Regions from separate parts of the Homo sapiens genome. Here region 1 is linked to region 2. Evidence: chromatin contacts called from ENCODE Hi-C or POLR2A ChIA-PET data. All regions are on one chromosome and are shown on one strand. Each heading gives the region's core, a stretch centred on a gene start or an enhancer-like site at or near the end of the contact. The rest is flanking DNA. Distances are from core to core; before and after follow the strand shown. Region 1 overlaps CUL3 (cullin 3). Region 2 holds the start of FAM124B (family with sequence similarity 124 member B).

What was found. A loop is a pair of places that touch in the nucleus more often than their neighbours do. ChIA-PET counts read pairs that join two places held with the same protein, here RNA polymerase II (POLR2A). Pooled maps may share reads with other maps.
Region 1: a loop to region 2 is called in a pooled map, with 2.3 times the contacts of the local background. The contact joins the enhancer-like site here to the promoter of FAM124B in region 2. A Hi-C loop is called at or near these places in 2 of 50 pooled maps. POLR2A ChIA-PET finds 5 or more read pairs at or near these places in 3 of 52 experiments (B cell, OCI-LY7 and T-cell).

The regions. Positions count from the first base shown.
Region 1 is chr2:224,522,102-224,525,028 of GRCh38, reverse strand. All of the region lies in intron 3 of CUL3 (cullin 3), which reads left to right. Among named protein-coding and RNA genes, the nearest start is that of CUL3, 62 kb to the left of the region's middle. Within about 2 kb of position 1,473, at least 6 of the 41 ENCODE cell types and tissues checked have a DNase peak (open chromatin) inside an H3K27ac peak, as active enhancers do; they include B cell and OCI-LY7, where a contact is called at or near this core.
Region 2 is chr2:224,400,665-224,403,368 of GRCh38, reverse strand. FAM124B (family with sequence similarity 124 member B) reads left to right here and starts at 1,262. Exons shown (of 2, transcript NM_001122779.2): 1 at 1,262-2,332. The coding sequence starts at 1,601.

The sequences.
Region 1 (2,927 bases), core at 224-2,723, 120 kb before region 2:
TTTTTTTTTTTGCTTTCTTTAGATTAATAAGTGTATTTTATTACCCCCACCCCCATTAGCTTATTATTTACATGTTATTTTAGTAGTTACCTTAGAGATTATATGCATTAGATTAGTTTTTTGTTTTGTTACTTACCACTTTCTGGGTAGGGCAAAGGTCTTAGAACATTTTGACTTCTTGGGGTTTTTCCCCTTTGGTTTTTATACTTTTGATCCTGGGTTGTTTTTGTTTTGTTTTGTGGGGGAAACGGGCAAGCATGGTGTTTTAAAATTTGAATTCCAGTATTGTTTGTGAAAAATTGTGGAGGCCCTGCATGATACCTTCCTCCAAAGTAAATTTAATTTTGTTCCGGCAGGCAGGTAAAGTACAGTCAGATCACCGTGATCTAGTTGAGGCTAGCTTTTAGTTAGTGTTGGTCTGTTAACAGTTTGCCTTTATTTCCAGGACATACCTATTCACAGAGCATAGTTCCTCTGGGGTCTGAACTGAAAGAAAGCCTGAGGTGTTTGCCAGGTTGCCTTCTGAATTAATGTTCCTAGAATTCTAACAGTTGTCTCTTCAGCACAGATCTTCAGCCTCCCTTTGATAGTTTCTGTTTGGATTCTTGGTGTCATCACCCCTTGCTTAGGGTGCTGTATCAGTAAACATCTCAGTGAAAAATTTCTTGCAGAAATTGCGGCTCTTTGTGTTTCTCTCCTCTTCAGAACCTTGACATCTTAAGTCCTAGCTGCTTGGTAACCAACTCCACTTTTGTCTTTCTGGTTGGGCTCTTATTTCCAGTCCTCCAAAGACAGCAAGTGACTGAAGGGAACCAGTGAAGGCTGGTATGGGGCTCCTCTCAGTATGTTTGCCTTTTCTCCGGAATCTTGGCCCTACAAGTCTAGGTTGCCTTTGTTACTCTTGATGCTTTTAAACACTGGGGGTTTTTGGTTTGTTTTTTTAATTGTGGTCAAATACATATAAAATTTACCATCTTACCCTTAAGTGTGCAGTTCAGAGCTATTAAGTGTACGTTCACATTGTTGTACAGAGCTGTCACCACCATCCTCTCCAGAATTCTTTTCATCTTGCAAAACTGAAATTCTGTACTCACTAAACAGTAACTTTCCATTTTCCCCTCCACCAAGCCTCTGCCAGCTACCATTCTACCTTCTCTGTTTATGATTTGATCACTCATTACCTCATGTAAGTGGAATCATAAGGTGTTTGTCCCTTTGTCACTGGCATATTTCACTTAGCATGTCCTTAAGGTTCATCGTATTACGGCATATGTGAGAGTTTACTTCCTTTCTAAGGCTGCATAATACCGCATTCTATGTGTAGACCACATTTTGTTTATCTGTTCATCTGTTGATGGACACTTGAGTTGTTTTCACCTTTTGGCTACTGTGAATAATGTTGCTGTGAACACGAATGTACAAATACCTCTTCAAGATGTGCTTTCATTTCTTTTGGGTGTATACCCAGAAGTGGAATTAGTGGATCCTATGTTAATTGTTTTTGTAATTTTTGAGGAACTGCTATATTGCTTTCCACAGCAGCTATACTATCTTAGGTTTCCACCAACAGTGCACGAGAGCTCTAATTTTTCCACATTCTTGTCAAAACTTGTTATTTTGTGTTTTGTGTTTTTTTTTTTTATAGTAACTCTTCTAATGGGTATGAGGTGGTAGTTTTTTATTTTCATCCAGCTTTTATAGTTGTTCTTCCAGGGGCGTTGGTCTTACAAAAGCTTTTCTTTCAGTACTAAAGGTGGAATAACATTTTGAGGTAGATGTTATTTTACAGATGAGGCAACTGAGACAGATACTAAGGTCACACCTAGTAAATGGCAGACAAGACTGAAACAGAGGCTATTTGGTTCTTGAATCAGTGCTCTTAACCACTGAATTGTATTGCTTCTCTAATACAGGTCTTCTTTCCTGAAAGATAGTCTTATAAATTCATTGCTCTAAGACCTCAAAGTGTGATTAACTGTTTTTTTTCCCTCTGACCTCTAGATTATTAAATTTGAAGTAGAGAACAGTGTTTTTATTTTATGATTTATTGCAGTTTACACAACTTTAGAGAAACATGGGTTTGATTTGTCCAATATCTTGGTAGACAATTCTTAAATGGAAATTATTTTTAAATAAAAAATTTTCACAACTGTGTTTTTCTTGTTAAAATTTTTCAGACCCCTGAGAAGGATTGTTTTTTTGAGACGGTGTCTCACGCTGTCACCCAGGCTGGAGTGCAGTGGCAGGATCTTGACTCACTGCAAGCTCCGCCTCCCGGGTTCATATCATTCTCCTGCCTCAGCCTCCCAAGTAGCTGGGCTACAGGCTCCCGCCACCACGCCTGGCTAATTTTTTTGTATTTTTTAGTAGAGATGGGGTTTCACTGTGTTAGCCAGGATGGTCTCGATCTCCTGACCTCATGATCCGCCCGCCTCGGCCTCCCAAGAAAGATTTTAAGAAAATTTTTACTGTGGTGGAAACTCTGAGCTTTTTAGTAGTGGCTAAGTCCACCAGGTTTTTTGACACCATATCATATGCTTCTCTACCAAATTTATCAGTAATATTTTTATATCTAGAAATGTTTATCTGTACAATTTACTAATTCATATGTTACTGGTGCTGTTTTAGAAGTGTAGTCAGTTACTGGTATCATGGAAAGTATTGAGAAAGTTCTTTAAACTTCGATCTAATTATAATTAGACTTTTTTTCCCCCACTATGATTCTGCAGTAGAAACTTTTTACTACTTTTCTGCTCATTTAAAATTTTTCTATTTCTGTCTTCATTGTGTTAAACCTTTTTAAATCTGTATTTATTTCATGATTTGAAAGTGAACTCTGAAAATATTTTATTACTTGTTAATAGAGGATTACCTTAGTGATTAAATTTGGTAAGGCAAGTTCTAACATGTTCTGACAGACTTGTCAT
Region 2 (2,704 bases), core at 13-2,512:
AGTACTAGGATCAAGGCGTGACGACTATGCGTGGCCACAAATAATTTTTAAATCAATATTTAGAACACATTTAGGGTGAGTGTTTAGAGCTTGACAACTTTCTCATTGAAGATTATTCCGTTTAAGATTCAACAGCTCAAGAGTCTGCAAATCTAGATCCTTAACCAGAACTTGCTTTTATATCTTTTCCTTACAAGAAGAATACCCAGGCTGGGACTTCAAGGCCCCAGAGAGGCAGTGCAGCAAGTTCCTGGGTTCAAATCATCCTTCAGCTACTTCTTAGCTGTGAGACCTTGGGCAAGTTACCTAGCCTTTCTATGCCCCAGTTTCTTCATCTGTAATTTGGGGCTAGTAATCTCTTCTTCATAGGTTTGTTGCAAGATTAAATTAATTTACATTAAGGGCCAGGTGTGGTGACTCATGCCTGTAATCCCAGCACTTTGGGAGGCCAATGCGGGCAGATCACCTGAGGTCAGGAGTTCGAGACCAGTCTGGCCAACATGGCAAAACCCAGTCTCTACTAAAAATACAAAAAAATTAGCTGGGCGTGTTGGCGCACTTATAATCCCAGGTACTGGGGAGGCTGAGGCAGGGGAATCTCTTGAACCTGGGAGGTGGAAGTTGCAGTGAGCCAAGATCACGCCACTGCACTCCAGCCTGGGCGACAGAGCAAGACTCCATCTCCAAAACAAAACAAAACTAATTACTTTAAGAATTAGAACAGTTTATGACTGGTACATAGTAGATCCTCATTAGACACTAAAAATTATAATTACAATTGTTAATTATAATTATTTATTATTATAATTATATGAGCAATTATAGGAAAGCTCTCACTCTTTCTAAAGAATTTGCGTGAATAAAGGAAGACTAATTTTCTCAATGTCTTTTTAGTACACTCAGAATTTTCGGTACAGCAAATAATTTTCAGTGAAGTCAAAATTATTTAGATAAAGTCTTCTCTTCGTGCCCTAGCAGAAAATGTTCAGAAACAAAATGAAATAAAGAGACAAAGGAAAAAAAAAACTGGCAAAGGGTCAGGTTTTGAGAATTGTTTTCAAGAAGTCATTGTATTCAGATTGGTGGAGCAGGCTACTGTAAACCGTAAGTAGGAAATGAGAACCCGTTGTAAGTTGATAAAATGGATGTCTTTTCAACTAAACAGATTGCTATCAGCCTAACAGAGCCAACTCATGTTCCTTTTCGGCCGGTCATTTCCTGTACTAAGTGTCTATAAGAGCCGCCCATTTGGGTGTTTCTCAGGATTATAGGTTTTTAGGTCACGCAGAAACCCTGGGGAACGCCTGAAAAGGCTAAACACAAGCAGTTACATTATGCACAAGCTGGATGACGTGACCCCGCTGCTGCTGTGTGGAGAGGGAGGCTGCTGAACCCGAGCTGGTGTGAGCTTCTCTTGCCGTAAGTCCACGGGTGGCCAGGAGCACGTGTTAGTCTGGTTAAGAGCTCTGCTCAGAAGTAGCCGCTGCAGCTGAAGGTTTTCAGGCGGGCTGAAGGCTGGGCCGCTTCTTCATTCATTTCAGAAACTTGAACAGTGGGCCTTCTACACACGCTGTCTTTGTCAGCCTCAGGCAGTTCCTCCATGGATGAGACACAGGGGCCTCTGGCCATGACTGTCCATCTTCTTGCCAACTCTGGGCACGGCTCCCTTCTGCAGAGGACTCTGGACCAGCTCCTGGATTGCATTTGCCCAGAGGTCCGGCTCTTTCAGGTGTCTGAACGGGCCAGTCCTGTGAAATACTGTGAAAAGTCCCATTCCAAGCGGTCCCGGTTTCCAGGGATGTCCGTGTTGCTCTTCCTGCACGAAAGCCCGGGAGAGGATAGGCTATTTCGCGTCCTGGACTCTCTCCAGCATTCGCCATGGCAGTGCTACCCCACCCAGGACACTCGGGGAAGGCTGTGTCCCTACTTTTTTGCCAATCAGGAGTTCTACAGCCTGGACAGTCAGCTGCCCATCTGGGGGGTGAGGCAGGTGCACTGTGGCTCCGAGATCCTGAGGGTGACGCTGTACTGCAGTTTTGATAACTATGAAGACGCCATCAGACTCTACGAGATGATCCTGCAGAGAGAAGCGACCTTGCAAAAGAGCAATTTTTGTTTCTTCGTGCTCTATGCCTCCAAGAGCTTTGCTCTGCAGCTCTCCCTGAAGCAGCTGCCCCCGGGAATGTCAGTGGACCCCAAAGAGTCTTCGGTGCTGCAGTTTAAGGTTCAAGAGATCGGCCAGTTAGTGCCTCTGCTACCCAATCCATGCATGCCTATCAGCAGCACCAGGTGGCAGACTCAGGACTACGATGGCAACAAGATTCTGCTTCAGGTATTTCTGTTTTGTCTCAGATCTTGTAGAGGCTCATGGAGCTGTGTAATTTTACATCGGAATGGGCCTAAGCTAGTGGTTCTCAGACTTGGTTGCATATTAGCGTCCCTTAGGGTCTTTCATAAATTCCCACCCCAGGGCAGTTTGATCCGAATCTCTGGGAACATCCAGGCCTAGGTAACTTTTTTACAGCTTCTTGGATGACTGTAATCTGTAACAGGGTTGAGAATCACTGATCTCATAAAATCTCATCTGACAGATAAGAAAGTTCAGATTCCATGAATTTGCAGCTGACACAAGTACTTTATAGTAGAATCAGACAGGATTCTACTATAAAGATCAGAATCCTATTAAAGAATCGGCCTCCTTTCT